Linked DNA regions of Homo sapiens: regions 2 and 3 are each linked to region 1. Evidence: chromatin loops called from intact Hi-C (ENCODE). Cell type or tissue: OCI-LY7. All regions are shown on one strand. Links, peaks and the distances in the headings refer to the core of each region. The heading gives the core; the rest is flanking DNA.

What was found. Hi-C counts contacts between places; a loop is a spot of excess contacts. Peaks named below come from ENCODE experiments on the same cell type or tissue, not always from the same donor. Only the 100,000 strongest peaks of a DNase experiment are listed, where the experiment ranks them.
Region 2: a loop joins it to region 1, with 2.3 times the contacts of the local background. A loop is called at or near these places in 1 of 110 quality-filtered maps.
Region 3: it touches region 1 in a loop (2.8-fold over the local background); 1 of 110 quality-filtered maps calls a loop at or near these places.

The regions. Positions count from the first base shown.
Region 1 is chr5:158,190,546-158,197,513 of GRCh38, forward strand. No RefSeq gene overlaps it. Among named protein-coding and RNA genes, the nearest start is that of LINC02227, 220 kb to the right of the region's middle. In OCI-LY7, for the core only: no CTCF peak of the experiment used is centred there; DNase peaks (open chromatin) are centred at 4,176 and 5,476; H3K4me3 peaks cover 2,183 bases; H3K27ac peaks cover 2,873 bases.
Region 2 is chr5:158,749,633-158,756,600 of GRCh38, forward strand. All of the region lies in intron 10 of EBF1 (EBF transcription factor 1), which reads right to left. Among named protein-coding and RNA genes, the nearest start is that of LINC02227, 340 kb to the left of the region's middle. RefSeq lists a silencer at 2,815-2,934. In OCI-LY7, for the core only: no CTCF peak of the experiment used is centred there; DNase peaks (open chromatin) are centred at 2,869, 3,619, 3,909 and 5,799; H3K4me3 peaks cover 2,896 bases; H3K27ac peaks cover 4,278 bases.
Region 3 is chr5:158,556,899-158,563,866 of GRCh38, forward strand. No RefSeq gene overlaps it. Among named protein-coding and RNA genes, the nearest start is that of LINC02227, 150 kb to the left of the region's middle. RefSeq lists enhancers at 3,191-3,360, 3,371-3,420. In OCI-LY7, for the core only: no CTCF peak of the experiment used is centred there; DNase peaks (open chromatin) are centred at 2,383, 2,923 and 3,383; H3K4me3 peaks cover 676 bases.

The sequences.
Region 1 (6,968 bases), core at 1,167-6,166:
AGTAGAATAAATATTTATTTCCTTTTATTTACCTAGTTTTAAATTAACAAACTGGATCATTGTTTCTTCGGAAGATGACCAATTAAAAATATGTATATGCTATTATGAACTCTTGGATTTATATATATTTGATGGGTTGCAATCCATTGCAAAGCTCAAGTCTTTGGCCAGTGGAACCCTCTTCAAGGTACTTTCTGACTCTTTTGAGACGGAGTCATGTTTGACATGACCCATGTAGTTTTTGACAGTTTCATTATGGACACACTCCATAAACTCATTATGGACACACTCTGCCTCAGACTTGAAATCAGCCATTTGTCCAAGAAATCCTGGTTTAGCTCAATGAGAAATGTCATATGAAGACCAACTCTGATGTAGAGAAGCTCATTGCTACTGGATTGGCCTTTGTTTCTAAGTCTCTTTAATCAAAAGAGCTGGAGTTACACAAATACTTCATGAGGTTGTACTGATACTTCCAATTAAGATTTGGATCTGCGTGGTATTTACTTAACATCTTCTATATTACTTCAGTAGCTCCTTTCTCTCACCTCAAAATCTTTGAAGGCGCAGTTCTTTTTTTTTTTTTTTTTTTGAGACAGAGTCTTGCTCTGTCACCCAGGCTGGAGTGCAGTGGCGCGATCTCGGCTCACTGCAAGCTCCGCCTCCCAGGTTCACACCATTCTCTGCCTCAGCCTCCCAAGTAACTGAGACTACAGGCATCCACCACCATGCCCGGCTAATTTTTTGTATTTTTAGTAGAGACGGGGTTTCACCGTGTTAGCCAGGATGGTCTCGATCTGACTTCGTGATCCACCCACCTCGGCCTCCCAAAGTGCTGGGATTACAGGTGTGGGCCACCGCGCCAAAGACAATAGGGGATAATAGAATATCCCATAATTAGTGTTTGCATTTTTTTCTACTTTACATATAAAATATTCTCAGAATATTAGTACTAGTACTGTAACAGGCATTTTTATTACTGAAAGCAGATAAAACTTTTTTCCATATGCTAATCATTTCCCCATTTTCATAAGTGTACTATAATTTCATTTTGAATCATACAGGCAGTACACACTACAGTCTCTTTCTTTTAACTTCTAATTACCTATATAGTAATATTCACCAGCAATACCTATCTGAGACTTGTTCTTTAGTAGATTCCTTAGGAGGAGCTCATGGGAACAGTGTTCTCTGAGTTTTTGCAGGTTAGTAGCTATTTGTGATTTTCTGGATATAAAATCCTTAGTTCACATTTTCTCTCTTTGAATATCTTAAATATACTACTGTAATGTCTCCTGGCATAATGAATTGCTGTCAAAAAAATTTGAGGATAATTAATTTTCCTTATTGAGTATGTGCCCTGTTTGCCTAGATGTCCAAATAATTTTTTCTTTTAAATACAATAATTTTTCTAGACTATGTCTTAGTTTTGGTCATTCTGGGTCAATATTCCCAGGTACATGGCATGTTCTTTTAATATACGGTTCAAATCACTTTTTTTTTGGTATCAGAAAAACTTTTTTGAACTATAGTTTTTAATACTGTTCCCTTGAGGATCATCTCTTCTCTCGTTTTCTTCTTCAGGGTCTCCTACTAGTGGTATATTGGATCATCTTTGCCTATTTTCCAGTTAACTCTTTAATGTAAGTTCCAGTTGTTTCACTTTTTTGATAATTCATCAGAGGATCTGAGCAAAATGTAAGCCTATTTTAAAACTGATTTATAATTTGGGGTAGTGATTGAGAGTGGTTTTTAACTATTATTTTCATTTTATTGGGGACCACTAGAGAAGTGGAACTAAAATCCCCAATGAACAGTATGCATTTACGGTACAACAGCAGGCCACTAGAAAAGACAGCTTGTTGCCTCTGAGATCATACAGTCTAAAAATCTAAGACTGGCACTGGAGGTAAAAGCTTCCTACTTTTATGGGATTAGAAATCTTTTCTTTGCTCTTTCTAATTACTAAAACTTATTAGAGACAGAAAATCTAACTCTCATCAAGCATCTCAATTGAGGGAGATTTTATTTATTGGTTTTACCATAATACCTAAAGTAGTGAGGATGAGGATGGCTTTCTAGGCAGGGGAAATGATATGAGCAAGTGCCTGGAAGGCAGTCAGAGGAAAACATGCCTTGTGGCTTAATGGAATACTTTTTAATGGAAAGGAGATAAAATAGTTATCTCCAAATATCCTAAGTTCTTTGTGGTTCAAAGTAAAACCATTCGTAATAATAGTGTAAGTTGCTGAACTCAGTGACCTGCACTCTTATTTCTGAAGTATATTAGTTTTCTGATGCTGCTATAATGAATTACCACAAATTTAGTGGCTTAAAACAATACAGATTTCTTCTCTTACAATACAGGTCAGAAGTCCAAAATGGGTTTTCCTGGGCTAGCTAGAATCAAAGTGTTGGCAGGGTTCCCTCTGAGATTCTGGGAATAGAACTTGTTTTCTTGTCCTTTTCAGTTTCTAGTGGCCATCTGTATGTCTTTGCTTATGGCCCCTTCCTCCGTCTTCAAATTTTATCACTCCAGTCTCTACCTCCATCACCACGTCACCTCCTTTCTGTAGTCATAACTCCACCTGTATTTCCCTTAGAAGGATACTTATGATTACATGTAAGGTCTACCTAGATAATCCAGGATAATCTTTCATCTCAATGTCTTAATTTTTTTAAATTTATTTTTAGATTCAAGGATACATGTGTAGGTTTGTTACATGGGTATATTGTGTGATGCTGAGGAGAAGCTTCTAATGATCCTGTCACTCAAGCAGTGAAGATAGTACCTGATAGGTAGTTTTTCAAACCTTTCCCCAGCTCCCTCCTTCCCCACTTCTGGAGCCCCCACTGTCTACTGTTCCCATCTTTGTGTCCATATGTATCCAGTGTTTAGCTGTCACGTATTAGTGAGAACAGGCTGTATTTGATTTTCTGTTTCTGCGTTAATTCTCTCAGGATAATGGCCTCTAGCAGCATCCATGTTGCTGCAAAGGACATAATTTCATTCTTTTTTATGGCTGCATAGTATTCCATGGTGTACATATACCACATTTTCTTTATCCAATCCACCATTGATGGGCAGCTGGGTTTATTCCATGTCTTTGCTATTGTGAATAGTGCTGTGATAAACATACACCATCTCAAAATCTTTAGTCACACCTGCAAAATCCTTTTTGCCATAAAGCAAGATTCACAGGTTCTGGGGATTAGGACCTGGATATCTTTAGAGATCACTATTTAGGCCTACCACACGCATAAGCTCTTTTTTTTTTTTTTTAAATCAAAGAATCCCTTATGATGGAAGGGAGTAAATTCATTTTCAGGGAGGTAATAGGGCTGAGCTCAAAATAGTCCCTGGAAATCTATAATTTCTTTGAAGACTAATGTTTTATCTTAAAAATCTGTTTGAATTTTCTGATTTACATTTGTGCTTGCTTTCTAATAAGAATAATCTACCTGCCCCACTGTTAGGCACTGAAAGAAAAATTGGTCTGGGAAGATGTATTGTGATTTTTTTTCATGGCTATGATGACACTGAGTATACCTTGGAGGTAACTGTGTCTAATTTGGATGACACGGCATCACATCATAGGAAAGAGAGCAAATTAAGAGGTGTCATTGGCCTTAACTCTGGCTGACTCAGGCCTAGCTCAATAACTTGGGGGTGAGGGAGAGCCCCATTGGATGTTTTTCACATTCTGATTGCCTCTTGCTCAGAATTCCCCATTCATGCCTGAGTCCCATGAGTGGAGCAAGGGGTCTCAGTGGGGTGGGAAGTAAAGGCAACCAGTAAGACTTGCTCTTTAATTAGAAAGTGAGTCCCTAGAGATTTTGAATACCATTTCCTCCACAGTGTTGAGTCAAGAGCTAATCCTCAGAACACTCATCTATGGACAGAGTCTCAGAATGGACCTTCCTGGCTTTCCTGACCCAGGATTTGTGGATGAGCTCTCTTTCCCATTAGACAGCTTGCTCCGCACATAATCAGCACCCTGGGCTTGGCTTCTACTGAAGGAGTGAGGAGCCCTTATTTCTGCCCTGCGGCTCTTTGCATGATAGATCATGCATTGTTATTGTGCACGCTTTCTCTGAATCCCTCCTCCTCTCCCTCCCTCCAGCCCCTTCTGCTACGTAACCGCTCAGGGTCCCAGGACAGTTGAAATCTGACCAGCCACAGTGCTATATTTAACTTCTGTGTGCATCACAGCTGAGGACTTGGCCCATACAACACAGGTGCACCCACAGCCGTTGTTTCTTCCTCTCTGAGGATGCAGGCAAAAAACCAGTGCCCCTGCCTGGAATGGAGGGGGCGTGGGAGAGGAGAGGCCGAGTCGTTCCTCAACCTCGTGGTCTGCCCAGCCCTGCTCACTGCAGCGTGTAGTGAGACAATATGGCAATTCATAAAATGTGACATTCATGTGTGAGGCACACTGCTGTGAGCCTGTTTTATTCCATGATAAAAACTACATCTGTCAGAACCTATCTGCTCATGTTCAGGCCAGGAGGAGAATTGTATCGCCTAGATTTGCTCTCTCCTTCCTCTTACTAGAGGCAGCTTCCTCCTGTCTCCTACCAGAGCCAGTTGAGGGGTCCCCTGTCATGGGAGAAATCCATGGTGGACCTCCATGTGTCAGAAAAAAGGATGAACCGACTTCAAATTATTTCTCTCTTTGAGGGTCTTGCTCTACAATGGCAGAGAATTTCTGTGACAGATTAAAAAAAGACACATTTGACATATGTACATATAGATAAATTATGACACAGGCATGTATATAATATACCTATATATTTAAAAATATTTTAAAAACTGACTTTGGGTTTGAAAGTTTTCAGCAGGCATTTTTGTTTCAGTTAATCACGTTTCTATTGCAGCCTGGGGACTTTTTAAAACATTTGTAGAACCCCCTATCTTGTTCCCAAAGGCTTAAGCATTATTTGATAATTAGCCTTCACAATTATGTTATACGTTTTGGAGAGAAGTGAGAGCTGGGGAGGGTGGGAGGAGAAAAGTTGTGTGTGTTAGTTAATGTGGGAGGAATGAGGGGTATTATCTGGGGATTGGAGGAATGCTTATGAGAGAAAGAAGTTCACTCTGTCAAAATCGTGTTGGTTGCCAGTTCTCTGTGAAACCCTCATTTAGGATACAGGGAAGGGGGTTGGGGGACGTTGGAAACTTTCTCACCTTTCCTAATTAAAATGATGTCAGAAAACAGGATCCAAGTAGAGGCCAGCTATATGCCATTTAAAAAGAAATATGCTTCATTACACTTTCTCTCCATTTCCCGGAACTCACTATGGGAACAAGAGAAAGGAAGAATCCTTGTTAAAATTTTGGAGATAGTATTTTGGTCTTTACCAACTGTGACCTTGATAGCACAATGCAGTGATCCTTGCTAAGATGACAGTTTTCCTTTCCTTCTCTCTGCCTGTGTTCATACACCACCTGCTTCTCATTGTCCACACACTCACATCAGCAAACTGCAGCATCTCGTGTTCTTGGTTCATGCTCTCTCTGACTTGCTGGAGAAAACAGTGATCTTTTCACCTTCAAATAGGTATATTTGCTCTGTGTTTTTATTTTGTGAAAATTATTTCCTTCTCTAAGGAGAAATGTTTGTTTTTGTTTATTTAATCAGATTCCAATAAAGTTGAGTATATGGCTTAGAGAGCGAGAGAATGAGAGAGGGGGATGTGTGTTGTGTTTTATTGTGTTTGGAGTGTGTGTGTGTGTCTGCAGAGGATATCTGAAGGATCCTACCACGAAAAATGATCCTCAGTCAAAATGTTAAAGTAGATGATGGTGTGTGCCAGGGGCCATTTCTTACTGTACCACTTTTCTTTCAAATCCGAGATGTTAGAGGAACACAGTACTTCTCCAAGATACAGTGATATTTCAGGCAGTACCAGACAGTGGGAAAGGCTTTTTGCTTTCGTTTGTTTGCCTGCTATTTATTACTATTATTATTAGCTTTTGATGGGGAGGGGATGGGAATTTCTGGTTTTGGGGACTTCTAGAATCCAATAACATAGAGAGCTGCTTGAGGTTAGTTGTGCTACATGGTTTAATGTGGCTTTTGTTGGGTTGTTTTTTTGTTTTGGCCAGGAGTAGGAAACCGGCTGCAAAGCAGGATGATTTGGTTTTGATGTCTGTCCCCTCCAAATGTCATGTTGAAATGTAATCCCCAGTAGTTGCAGGCAGAGCTCAGTGGGAGCTATTGGGCCACGATGGGTAGATCACTAATGAAAGGCTTAGCGTCATCCCGTTGGTGATGAGTGGGTTCTTGCTGAGTTCATGCAAGAGCTGATTGTTTAAAAATGTGGCACCTCCCTCAGCCCCTTGTTCCTGTTCTAGCCATGTGACACATCGGCCCTGTGGCTTTGCCTTCCGCCATGATTGGAAGCTTCCTGAGGCCTCACCAGAAGCAGATGTTGGTGCCATCCTTCCTGCACAGCATGCAGAACTTTGAACCAATTAAGCCTCATTTCTTTATAAATTACCCAGCCTCAGGTATTCCTTTACAGTGACGCAAAAATGGACTAACACACAGGAGTTACAGTTTAAAGGCCTGTAGGGGCCATGACTATGATGGAGATGATTGAACCCATCTGGGCGTGAGGCAGCTGGGATAGAAGGGGACTGTGCATGCAGGAGATGGAGCTACCGCATTCCAGCCCGCTGCTGCTGGGCAGGGATGCAAGCCCAGTGTTGGCAGATCTTTGATTTTTTTCTGGATTCTGATGTAAAGTTTCTTGACTTTAAAATGTTTATCACTCATTCAAATTAAGAGGAAAAAAACCAACTCACATCCTGCACAACCTTGGAAAGGTCTGTTTACTCCTTTATGAAACAAAAGCATTAGGGTGGATGAGCTCAAAAATTTCTACTTGACCAGACCTTTTAGGATTGTATAATTCCTGAATCCTGAGTTCAGACCTTCAAAATCCCTTCATTTCCTGTTTTT
Region 2 (6,968 bases), core at 841-5,840, 560 kb after region 1:
GTCAATAAGTTCCTATAGAGTTTAGGATTTGGGGAAAACAGGTAATACTTTTGTATTACACGAGGGAGGTGAATATACACTGAATAATAGCAGTGATGAGTTTCTTTTACACGGCAGGAATATTTTCTTGGCTGTTGGATTTAGCATATCAACAAGGGAGGCTGGACATACCTTTTCTCAGAGTTTCATTAGCCTGCTAGAATATTTAGAGGTCTGGGCAAGGTAAACTAACTCTCCCATGTTTGTGCTGAAGTAGAGGTACAGGTCCCACTCTGAGTATTGAATTATCTTTTCTCATGATGACATCAACATTGAAACTACAGAGAGCCTCTTTTGTAGTCAACAGTATGGGACACTGGATTTTTATCTCCCTTTGGACAATGAGATTGTGGTTAGCATAACACTGGTAAATCTAACATTAATGCTCTGTCAAAAATTGTTTTATGAAGGCTAGAAAGAGGTTGGAGAGAAAGGAGGTGCATCCAGGAATAGATACAAAAACATTGAAAGAGAAACTGAAATCAATTCTGTAAACAGCAGAAGTCAAAGCATCGTAGTTGTCATTAAGCACCTACCATTATAATATTCAAACAATAAGATATTTCCTGAAATATCAGATCAATTCTTAAAGGAGAGCTGTTCCCAGTGGGGTTTACTTGTGGTCCTCTGTCCGACATCCATTAGACAGGGTCCCTGTCTTTAGTAGCATGGGTTCAAACAAATGATAAGAGAGGAAATAGATTCCATTCTCTCTGTTTACTTTATTACTATTGATTTATGAATTCCCTCTGATCTATTTCCTAACTGGGCAGATAATATACATTTAGTACCAAAGGTAATTATCCAAAATGAATCTAGTTTGCAACTGGGTGATAAAAAAGAGAGAGGAGACTGATAGATTAAATACTTATCATTAAAAAGTATGGCTGATTGTATTAATATAGATACAAGAGCTTTAATATTCTCACTTTACGGCTAGATATAATTTCCTAGACTAATTGTGAGTTCATGTGGACACTTGGGCATATTTTATTTCTACTCTATATTTTATAGCATCATTTTATAGTGCAAATAATAAAAGCATTATATGAAAAAATTATTTCAAAAGTTTTTTTTAAAAATCTACCACTTGCAAAAAAAAATCATTTAGGGCATTTAAAAAAAAATCTTCATAAAGGGATAGAACATTTAGTTACCACAAATTACTATGGTTTTTAAAGCATCAAAGTTAGAGAAAAGAGCAAAGATTGTATCATTATACGAGTATAAATAAAACAACTTAAATTTCTAGCAATAGTGAATGGATAAATAAATATAGTAAATCCACACTGTGGGAGATGATGCAGCCTATTAACATGTTTATGAAGAAATTTTAATGCGTGGGAAAATGCTTATTAGGCTATGTGAAAAAAACAGGATATAAAACTGTGTGTGTGTAAACACATATACAGTATAACCACAAATACGAAGAAAATGTTCATATATATTTGTTATGTATAGAAAAATATGAAAGAAATATACAAAAATCTTTTTAGTGGTCAACTCTGGGTGATGGCTATTGGATGATTTGAACTCCTTAAATTCTATCCTGTTTTTCTCTAAATTTTCTAAATTAGCACATATTATTTTTATATCTAAGCACGTATTAGAGAGACGGGCGAATGAACAACTTAGAATGAATGGAAGGTAGGACACATGTTGCGTTTGCCCCTGGCTCATAATGACCTGAGGGCCATCACATGCCAGGGACTCCTTTACTGATGCCTCTTTGGAACCTCTCCACTTACAGGCAGAGTAAGCTGTCTGCAGAATCCTACCAGATGTGTCCAAGCGTCATACACTCAGGGATCATCACACTTTTAAAAGACATACGTAGTTATAGAAATACCAAAGTACTGAGGAAAGAGTACAGTGGAACAGTTAAGAGGATGAATTCTGGAGTCAGACGGTCTGGCCAGGTTCCTCCACTTGAGTAACTCTGGCAAATGCTTAATCTATGTCTCAGTCTCCTTACCTGTTGAATCAGGACAGTCAAGTGCCTTCCCTATAGAGATGTTCAGGGATTCAATGGGCTAAATATTTGTAAAACACTTAGAAGACTACGTTATACAATAAGTACTTATCCATTAAATGAATACATCTTTAAAATTCTGATAATATTGATCAGAATCAACTTACAAATAAAGAAATGGACATGGCCAAAATATTTATAAAACATTTGAGCATTTGTAAGTTGCTGAGGCAAGGGTGCAATTTCAGTTGAGCTTAAGTCGAGACTCAGGATTGTAGTGGTTTTAGATGGTTTTTTTATACTGCCAAAGATCTGTCCATCCATACATTTTTATCTAGAATGATGTTGATGATGCTAAGGTTCAAGGGAATAATTACTATGTGCAGTACTATTTGTAGTGTTTTGTTCCCCACTCTATATTTAGATTCTAACAGAAGATGTGAAACTAAATAGATACTCAATAAAAGTTTACTGAATGAAAACACAAATGAATGACTTCACCACAGCTGCATCAAGTTGTCTAAATATGATTATATTTCCACAAAGGAGCCATTGTTAAATGAACTTTCCCTCTATTAAGAACTAGGATTGAAGTATCAAATTTCTTAGAATCTAAAACTTTTTACTATTATAACTTAGAAACAATTAGATGGCAAGATTAAAAGGGGAAAAAGTATTTATTCCAAAAAAAAAAAAAAAAAAGCACAGCTTAGGACTTGAATATCTTCAAGGATCCATTTCTTAGGAAATCTATAAAGATGCAGAAAGCTTTAGAAATGGAGATACCAAGACAGCAATGGCAGCACCAATAAACAGAAATAGACGGTTCATCTCACTAGTTCTGTGGTTTTCTCCTACCCAGTAGAGCGTGACAAGAGAATGTTAAAGTAACTGAAATCAAGAACAATACTGGAAATAAGAACAGTCTACAATGGCAAATTTTTACTGTAATACATTTCGTTACTGAGTGAGGGAGGAAAACAACTGTTTTTAGATACTGTCCATTGTTTTCTATACATTTCAAAGCTCCTCTTCACACATGTAACTTTCAAACTGACAGTGGTAACTTTCAGCATTTTGTGGAGATCTTGGCTCCAATGCAGCAAATAAGAAGTGAAATGTCCCACGGTTGTAAAATCTTGATAAGTTATCCGTGTCACATTTTTCAAATGTGGAACTGCTCACACCACACAGATAATTATAGATGACCAGATTGTAACTGTTTTATTGCTTCTTTTTCCCCATAAATTTTAATTTTGGAAAGTTAAGTGAAAAATGTGGTTTCAATTTCCTACAAATTGCACACAATTTGGTTTTAACAAGAAAATAGAAAGAAAGGGTATGTTCTTTAAAGTGAATTATGAACTAGAGTTTGTTTTCGCTCGCTCAACACCGCAAAAATAATAAAGCACAAAATTTAGAAAAGATGCCTTACAAAATGGAAATCATGAACTATAGTAAGAAAGCAGAAAGTAATTTTTTTTTATCTAAACATGATTTAAGCAATCTAACAGGATAATATAATTGAGCTAGTCTTTCTCCCTCTGGTGAAGCAAGCTAGAAGGAAAGGATACCGGAGTAGAAGCCGACAATCTTAATACATGTATAACAGGAAATCTGTTAATAAGAAAAGGCTTTGTGTATCTCCATCTTACTCTCTCCACAACTGTCAGCAACAACAAAAGAACTATTAAAAGCAATCAATTTTGAAACCATTTAAACATATACCTAGAAACACAACAAAACACAAGAATTTATAAAGGAACTTTTAGTGGAAAGAAATTCTAGCCCTCTGATGGGTTCTGGCTATAATCTTAGAGTTAGACCAACATGCTTTCTTGATTCAAGGTAGTGGTCTGCTACAACTAGCATAACTAAAGGCAGGAACCCCATGAAGTGTCTCGACCACACCAAAACCACCAGCTGGAAAGCAAATAAGGAAATCAATCAACCAGATATTTTTTCTCCTTTCTGCCAAAAACTTTGAGTGAATGCACTTTTCTTCATTAAATTGACCACTGCTTTCACCTTTTTAGCAATGTAGACTGTTAGGCAAAATAAATTATTCATTATTCAGGCAAAAACTATTTCATCAAAGTTGTTGATCTTCATTGACCAAATTCTCCATGGCCTATGTTACTAAATAGCACCACCATAGCTTTCTCAAATTTCTACTTCCAAAAATGTTTACTTTCAGACAGATTGTGACGACCACAAAACTTACCTGCATGAGTATTCTATAAACAAAGTTGTTGTAGACCAAATGTTAACATGAGTCCCTGGTAAAATGTTGTAGCCCTAGATTTTTTTTTTCTGGCTAAAATATAGTATTTGCTAATTTTTTTTCTAACTAGGGTTTAAAGTTGCAAGTCTAGAGTGCTTCTGACTGTTAGAACATGAGGCTGGCTTATGAAGGTCCAGTTATAAGCTGGGACTTGGCAAACTTGAAGTATTACCCATTGACTAATACTTCTATTAGTCAAAACTGTAAACTTCTGGTCAACTACATATTTTACATATTACTGCATGAAGCTCTAGCAGAAGTTCACCATCCTAAATAGCCTTTAAAGGCTTCACAATTAACAAGAGATGATTTACTCTCTTGAAATATAAAAGCTGACTTTTCCCACCCAAAAGCCAATAAATCTTTGGTGTTGGTGAAAGGCCATTCTCTACCTGTAGCAATCAAGTTATGCAACCCTCAGGCAATGACTTTTCATTGAACTCAGACCTGACTGACCACAGCATTCACAAACATCTCAGTCCCCAGTGCTCAACTGACAGTGCAGCCTGATCGCCACGATGTTGCAATAGAAGGAAAGAATTTCCTAGCAAAATGCTCCAAAGCTTCAATAACATAAGAATCCACACAAGGCCATCTTGAGAAGGAAGCAAGTGATATGGTTTACTCTTAAATCCAGGCTGGAGTATTCTTCATTCATTCATTTATTTATTCTGTCAATAACTTTTCCAAAAGAGCCTCCTCAACCTATGCCACTCACCAGCCTTGATTCCAAATCTATGATATCAGATTGGATTTTTTTCTAGTTAGAAAAAGTATTAGCAAATACTACATTTTGACCAGATCAAAAACACCATCCTGACCTGACAAAGACCCCCAAATATTTGACTCATTGTAATAAGCACCTTATTTTGCTCTAAACAAAAGTATTTAGATGACAATGGATGAATATTGGAAACTCTACTCAATTCAATGCAAACAATTTTAATTGCAAGGAATTTTTCTTACTTAAAATTGAATTCAGTTGAGTGCTCAGGCTTTTCCATAGCATGATAAAGAAAATGAAAACACCCTAAGTAACCTCAAATCTCTCATGAGAGGTCGGGGAGATAAGGTATTAAGAGGACAGAGTGGGACAATGACAACAATGAGTTTGGGACATCATTTGTATAAGGTCCTGGACTATTGTAGAACATATTATGGCTGAGAAGTAAAATTAAAAGGGGGATAGATGATGATGGTGTAGAGTTTTTCTTATAATTTCTTATAAACTAATGTTTATTGTTTTGTTTTTTTTTCACATATAAAGACTGCCCATTGCCCAATTTTAAGAAGATGGAGCTCAGTAATTAGGAAAAAAGTAGAAAACACACATTTAAAGTAATCTTTCCTACCCTGAGCCCCCTGGCCATATCCCCTCCCCACTTCTCTAGTTCCCTGGACTCCCAGGTTAGGCTGTCTTCTCCCTAGCCATTTACCCAGATTTCTACCAGAGCATTTTGTCACTTTGATTTGCATCATATGCCAGCACAGCCTGCCTCCTGTTCATCCTTGCTCTGCACCTGTCTCCTATTTTATCTTAGTGCTTTGTACCACACTTTGCACATAGTTGACATTCAATAAAAGGCAGAGAATGAAATTCAAGAGACGAATAGACTTCTACTTTAGGAAGTTCATTTTATTTTCAAGCTCCTAAATCTTTATTGGGATTAACTAGCTGAAGGCCTAAAAGTGGAAAGAAATACAGGGATTGGGAAGGCATTTTGAGATATTTGATGGACTTGGAACTCCCACAGAATTTTAAAAAAGAAAACAAAGGCTGAGGCCTGCAAGGGCCTTGGTACAATGCCCTTGGAGGGAGAGGGGCTTCATGGAAAATGGTTGCCATGATAGGATTTGGGGAGAACCTCTATGTTTGAGGGAGTTTGGGTCAGGACCTATCCGTGGAAGCAAAAACTAGTGCCCAAATATTCAAAACATAGTTTGGTGAAAGATCACCTATGATTCTGAACGAAATAGTGTAGATAAAGACATCTGGAAGTTTTCCTATTGAAAAAAAGAAAGTGTGAAATCAGATACTTTTGTTTTTAAGGCTCTCTTTCTTAAATTTCCTAACTTGGCCAAAATGTCAATGGTACTTTAGCAGCTTAAAGAGCTCAGCAGCAAACCTTACTAAGTTCTGTAGTTGGCCCTGGCTGCTAACTTGCTGAATGTGTTGGGCTGTTGAGGTGAGTTCTACTGGAGTCTTGGTTGAGCCCCCCAGATTCCAGGCTCTCATTCTGGCAGGCTGTTTCCCTCTGGCCAAATCTCAACCACAGATCAACTTTCCCAGCCTCTGGAGATGAAGCGTTTTGGCTGCCTTCTGACCAAGTGTGAGAATTTTTTTTTTTTCTGTTTATGAGATAGACTATAGCGTGTTTCCCAGGGTAATCAGTCATCTTGACCTGTGATCACAGGAAAAGGCAGACAAAACTGGGAGAGTCTAGATCAATGGATTTGTTTTGTAAAATCACTGAACTCTGTTGGGACAAATTTGATTTTTTCTTTTGCCCCCTTTATTTTTTTAAATTGAGTAACTTACTCATTCTTCAAAAATTACTTAGAATATTTTACTTGAATCCATTCCTGATTAAAAATAACCTCTTGAAGTATAAACGTAATGGTTTTTGAATTCCTTTTTTATTCCTTCATCAATCCACTTATCTGACAACCATT
Region 3 (6,968 bases), core at 764-5,763, 370 kb after region 1:
ATTTAGTACATTCACAATGTTGTGTAACCATCATGCCTCATTAGTTCCAAAATATATGAATTTATTTTAGTCCTTGGTGCAGAGGATTGAATTTTAGTGACACACCTTAGGTCAAGGCATATCAATATCTTCATCAGGGCAGGGCCCTTTCTTCAAGTCACTTATTTATGCCTCCCCTTCATCCTTCATCCCAGGAGCTATAGCCCCAACCACACTAACATGTCTAATGCCTTCCTTCTTGTTTACCTGTGCTTTGTTTAATAAAACCCTCTTGGCTTTCCAACTTTGATCTTTCATTTTCCCTTAACATTAAGAAAATAACAGGGCTTTACAATTCATCTATCTTAAGGAGGCAGCTTTGCTTTTGTAGAAAAAGTGCCAAATAAAGAGTCAAGGATCCTTTGTTCCAAACTAGAGTTCCACAAATTATCACCCATGGGTCAAATCCAGCCTTCAACCTGTTTTATAAATAAAAGTTGTTGGAATACAACCATGTTTCTTTTTTTACGTATTGTCTGTGGCTGTTTCCTTACCACAATGGCAGAGTTGAGTAGTCGTGACAGAGCCTGCAAAGTCCACAAAGCCTAAAATATTTACCATCTTGCCCTTTACAGAAAAGGTTTGCCAAGCCCTGCTCCAAACCACAGTCTGTCACCTATAACTCTTCATATGATCAGATGAATCTGTTCACTCCCTGGGCCTTAATGTCTAGTTCATAAAATCGAGGCCATGATACTAAAACTATAGTTTTTATTTCTCTCTCTCTTTTGTTTCTAACCTTCTTTTTCTCTGTGTTATGTAGTAGAATACATTTTTAAAACAAAATATTTATGTGCAAATCTACTACAGAAAGTACAGAAGTAGTTTCTCTGGTAGAAGAAGATTGGGACCCTACAATCCTGCCTGGCTAGCTTTAGCCATCCCAGTCTCTCCATCAGCCTCTGAGGTGCCATATTGATATGCCAGGCCCATGAAAAACTCCGTGAGAAAGCAACCCACCCCTTGGATACTTTTAACGTCAGTTCCCTTTCATAGCATCCTGTTGTTATATGGTAGTACAGAAAGTGATGAATTTTGGAATTAGGTCAAATTCCAACTCTAACATTTGCTGTGTAGCTTGAACCAGTCACTTTAACCTCTCTGAGCCTCAGTGTGCTCACTTGCTTGGGAAAATGGAGATAAATAGTCTGGACATCACATGCTGGTTGTAAGGATTAAAGACCCCAATTATTTCTAGAATACCTGGCATAGAAATCTGCATTCAGTGAATTGTAGCTACAAAGGATACAAAATAATTTTTGTGTGAGGGAATCCATGTGATACTTTTTTGGGTGTGAACTCAATTTGAATCTTCACTTTTTGGACACTGACACTGAGGCTGGAAAGGTCAGCCTTTTTATTGTAATAGAAATCTGTTACTTATGTGCTATGATTTGGGGACACTTCCGAATATCTACCCCTGCCTCCAAATGGCATCTACCATGCCCGGCTGAATGCTTGACACCCACCATAGTAGTCAGCAGACCCTGGGCTGAGACAGTGCCTCTTTAAAGAGCCATAAAAATCCCAGACAGAAATAAGAGGTTAAGCCATTGTCTTCTGCAAGGATTTAGCTTGAATCAATCAATTTTCAGGTTTAAGCCTTTGAAGGAAAGAGGCATAAATAAGGCTTAGAAAAGGCCAAAATGTGTAATGACTTCCAGAGAACAAACAAAAGTCAACTGCAGAGGCCTCCCAAGGAGAATGGAAAGGCCTCTGGATGGGGAGACACCCTGTGTTGAGTCAACCTCACCTCTTCCAGGCTGTGTGACTTGAGGCAGTCTCTTAACCTCTCTGAGCCTCCACTTGATATCCAAAATTAAGGCCAATAAGACTGACTGGCCTCCAGGGTGACGGTGAGTGTGAATGCCTGGTTCCAGTCCTGGCACAAAGCAGGCACCGGGTTAAGGCTTCCTGAATGAATCAGTGCAGCATCACACTAGATACTATGAAAGTAGTACTTGAACATCAAAAATGATCATGTAACCTTGAAACAGGCATTTGATGGAACACCAGAGAATGGAGCATCAAGGAGTTGTGGATCCACCTGAAGGCACTGGAAAAGGAAAATGGGGCACAGAAAGGTAGGGAAAGGTTGATAAAGGTGAGGGACAAACGTTAACTACTAAGAGAACCTGGGACCCACCACAGTCTGTGGTGTGGAACAACCAGTGGTTTGATCCAAGTCAGAATTGCATTGAATCATGTCAGACGGGCACCGAATCAAAAGTAGTACTCTCACAAGAGACAACAGGCACTAACCATGTGCCAGCCACAGTGTAAGCATGCCATGCACATTGCCATTTAATGCTTTTACAGCAGTGTGATTTCGGCAGTTAGCCTAATTTACCATAAAGGCCGTTTCCTGTGCAGTAGGCTTTGGGTTCCTGAACTTGCTGTGGCTGATGGACTATGAAAAGAATTGCCAAGAGAGAAAAGAGCCATGGTACCCCCTTCCCCATCTCTTTCTCTGCTGTGATGAACTGGAACCAACTGCTGTGGGTTGATTGACATAGTGATGTCAGAAGAAGAAAAGATCCCAGGTCTCCGAGTCTCCTGAAATAGAAGAAATTTCTCCATCTGCATGAGTGAGAAATAAATGTTTATGGTCCTAATCCACTGAGATGCCAAGGTTTATTTTACATTGGAGGATTACATGGAACCCATCCCGCCAAACACAGCAGCTAACATTTATTTAGTGCTTGCTACTACTTGAAAAACTTCATATATTTTTAAAATTTCATTTCATTCTCACTTTCATTTTACACGTAAAGAAGAGAGTAAATTATCTGAGAATATGAGAATATACAGGATGTACCAGAGCCTGAATTTGAACCTAGGCATTCCGGCACCAGAGCTGCCTTCTGCTTTTTTTTTTTTTAGACAGAGTCTTGCTCTGCTCTGTTGCCCAGGCTGCTTGCTGGAGCGCAGCGGTGCAATCTCGGCTCACTGCAACTTTTGCCTCCCGGGTTCAAGCGATCCTCCTGCCTCAACCTCCCAAGTAGCTGGTTAAGCTGCTTTCTTATAGAAGGAAAAGTTGAGAAATTAAGGGACTTGCCTATCATCACAGAATATGGAAATGGCAGAGCCATGATTCAAAACCAGGTCTGTTTGGTTTTACATTATGGGAAAACCATTATGGGAAAGTCGCAGCCATTTTATGTTCTCTTCTTTGCAGTTTTGGTCCAGTAGGTCCACTCACTGTCCAGCATGCAAGATGTGAAAACGCTCTAAAAGTTGAGAGGAGGTGTTTCCAGCCACTGCATCAGTGTAAGAGTTGGCAGGGGCTGTCTGGCTTGCCTCGTGCTCAAATCCCCATTTGCTGTGGAGGCCACAGATGCTCTGGCCTGACAGTAAGACAGCCCCTCTTTTGGACAGCACTTCCCACCACCACGAAGCTTCTCTGTGCAGGGCTTGCAAAACTCAGCAACACCACTGTGGGCGGTCCCTGGAGAGGCAGTGAGTCTTGTTATCGACAGGCGTATTGACTTTCAAAACCACAGTGTTTGAGCCTCAGGGCACTCTTTGACTCATATTTCCTTTTTCGGTCTATAATGCTGCAAAGGTCCAGAGAGACAATGGGCAGGCATAGTTCTGCCCAAATGGTAATGAGGAGTGGCTCAGAGGGAAATAAAAGAAAGAAATGGTAACAGTAGTGAACATTCAGAGGACACATGTGCCAGGCAGCGTTTAAGCTGCTCTGTGGGCATAATATCATGGAATTCTCAAAACAATGCCAAGAGATCGGTGTTACTTGATTTTGAAGGGCAGAAAATTGGGATTCATAGAGATCAAGCAACTTACCCAAAGTTACTCATCTAGGCGTTAGAAATGATATTGGCTTCCTCTGGAACTAGGAATCTTAATTTGCTTGGCTCCTTCAATGTTAATTAGCTTTATAAATGTTTTTCCATATAGCTTCACTTGACAGTTTTGCTGGAACAAATAGTCCATTGGGGTTCTTACCTTGCAAAGAGCATTCGTAAATGTTAATATATTTGATCCTTATGAGAGCTTTGTGAGGCAGGCGGGGCATACCGGATTTTCATATTTAGGGACACCAAGACACAGACATTGAGACACAGGTCATCCCAGGTTAGGCAAGGTGAAGCAAAATCTAAAATCCATCTGTCTGTAGCCTGGTTGGATATCTTCCCACAAGCTCCATAGCTCTCTTCTTGGAAGCCCAGAGTTACTAAGGGGCTGAGAGCATAGGCTTAGACATTAGAACCATCTTCGATTTGAGTCCTGGCTCCACAGGTCAAGTGCTGTGTGACCTGTAATGCACAAAGTTCTTACGAGTTTAGGCGTCCTTGGCCAAAAATCAAGACGAATAATAGTAACATCTACTTCACGGGTATTATAAGGATTCAATGTAAGTCCATGTGCTTGGTGGATAGAAACTGTTATTTTTCTTATACTATAGAATCTCTTCATCTGATTGTTTCTGCCTAAGAACAATCATATTGAAAAAAACTCATCATGACTGTGATAGAGCCTGAGACTCCTACCAGCTTGTGTGTGTTTCATCCTTTGAGATTTCCAGGGAACCGAACTGTGCCCAGTGCCAGTTTTGTGAATTCAATGGAAAAGCATGCCCTTCAGTCCCCTCTTCACTGGCTTCTGGACTTCCAGGAGGAGATGCTGGGTTAGAGCTGAATGAAAGACCCTACCCATGGATGGCTCCACAGTCTCCACAGTCCTGGGAGTCACTGTCCCTCTCAGCAGCTTCAGCTGCTTTCCTGATAACAATGTTATTCTCTTTGGTCTTCTGGGAGTCCCACCAGCATCATTAATCAAAGCACCACGTTGCTTACTCGTACTGAAGTATCCTCACCGCCTCATCAATCATAAAAGCAGCAAAGGGTGTGCTTTGGATTTCTAAGAAAAGCTCCAGACAGCACCAAAAGAAAAAAAAATTGTGTGGGGATGGGGGAGCTTAATTATCAGCTGGTCCTTGGCCCATCACTCACAGTGGAAATGTCTTTACAGCTTTATTTGGGTTGTGTCTCTTTTTAAATCCCAGTAAACAGCCGTTAAGCTAAAAACCCTCATTGCTCGGCACAGGGAGCCCCACTGGTTTTCAAGCTATTATTTTAATAAGGCCTATTTTACAATTAAGGCACCATGGGCTTTAAATTACTTATAAAATAAAATGTGGAAATTGAAGCATTAAGTGTGTGACTGTCGTTAGAGGAACAGCAGCCGTTCTTTGTGGTAAAATGCTGTCTGGTGTAAAAGGAATAGAACAGAAGGCTCAGGGTATGTGCCACCATGATAAAAACAAAACAAAACAAACCCACAATACACACGTACCACATCGGAAAGCCCTGTTCACTCTTCTCCAGTAAAGATTGGGGTCATGTCTAAATGGAGCTAAATAATAACAATAACAATAAGATTACAACTAATATTGTTAATAGTAAGAGCAGCTAACATTTTTTTGAGCACTTGCTACATCCCAAGCACCAGCTGAGAATCTTCTCCTGCATTGTGTCATCCTCCCACCAAATTCAAAAGGGAAGTGCCATTCTTATCCCTCTGATAAGGAAGAAAATGGAGGCTCAGAGGGGAGGCCACTGGCTGGAGGTCTCTGTGCTGGCAAGGGGCAGAGGTAGGAGCTAAACTCAGGTACATGTGAATCCAAATCCTATGCTTGTAGGCACTCTCCTTGGAGGCCAAATCATTAATTTAATCAACAATTATTTTTGTGCCGGGCACTGGGCCATCCATTCTGCAAAGGAAACAGTCACGGCCATGCCTGGTGGTGTTTACAGTCTAGCAGGAGGTTCAGGTGATAACAAGGAAACAGTTGCATGGATTTGTGACTATGGGCAGGGTAAGAGTTATGAAAAAAACAAGCAGGCCATGGTGAGGGAGAATAAGGGGGTAAAGGGACTTTGCTGAATTGGGGTGGTCAGGGAAGGCTTCTCTGAGGAGGCGATGTTGAAGCCAAAGGAGAAAAGTGAGGAAAGAGGAGTCCACTGCGAGATGAATGGCAGGCACTGTAGCCTGGCAGAGGGAAAGCCGCTGGTAACTGGAAGGGAGACAGGGGAGATCAGAGGGCAGTGAGTAAGAGAGAGCAGAACTAAATGGGGATGGAGAGGAAAGCAAGGGCCAGGGCAGCTACTTCATGACCACACTAAGGAAGCTGTTTTATTCTAAGTCTTAGGAGAGCATGCGCTGAGGGTGACTCATGCTCCAATTTTAAGCAGATTACCTGGGCTGCTCATGAGAGTGGACTGGAAGTGGGCAAGAGTGAAAATAGGGAGACAGTCAGGAGCTGTTTGCAGTAGCCCAGGAGGGCCAAAAGGGTTGGCAATAGACATGGAGACTAGATGCATTGAAGGTATATTTTGGGCCTATAATTCCAGCACTTTGGGAGGCCGAGGCAGGTGGATCACTTGAGGTCAGGAGTTCAAGACCAGCCTGGCCAACATGGTGAAACTCCGCCTCTACTAAAAATACAAAAATTAGTCGGATGTCGTGGTGGGTTCCTGTAATCCCAGCTACTCAGGAAGCTGAGGCAGGAGAATCGCTTGAACCTGGGAGGTGGAGGTTGCAGTGAGCCGAGATCATGCCATTGTACTCCAGCCTAGGTGACAAGAGTGAAACTCCATCTCAAAAAAAAAAAAAAAAAAAAGATATATTTTGGAAATAGAAATAACAAGGTCATTGTCAACCATTCAGTCCCCACAGGTTTCCAGCAGATGACCTGTGTTGTATGATCGTCTGGTCTTTGTCCTTCAAGAGAAGGTTCTATTCGCTCCCTTAAACAAGGCTCCATGTTCCAAACTGTTCCACCCTGCTCTTCCTGGAATGTCCGTAGATTTATCAAAGAACTTCGCTAGTCTTGCCAGCCAGCTCCTCCACCCTCTTGTAAAAAATATCCATATTTATGTTGAGCTACCACTGACTCCCCTCACGCT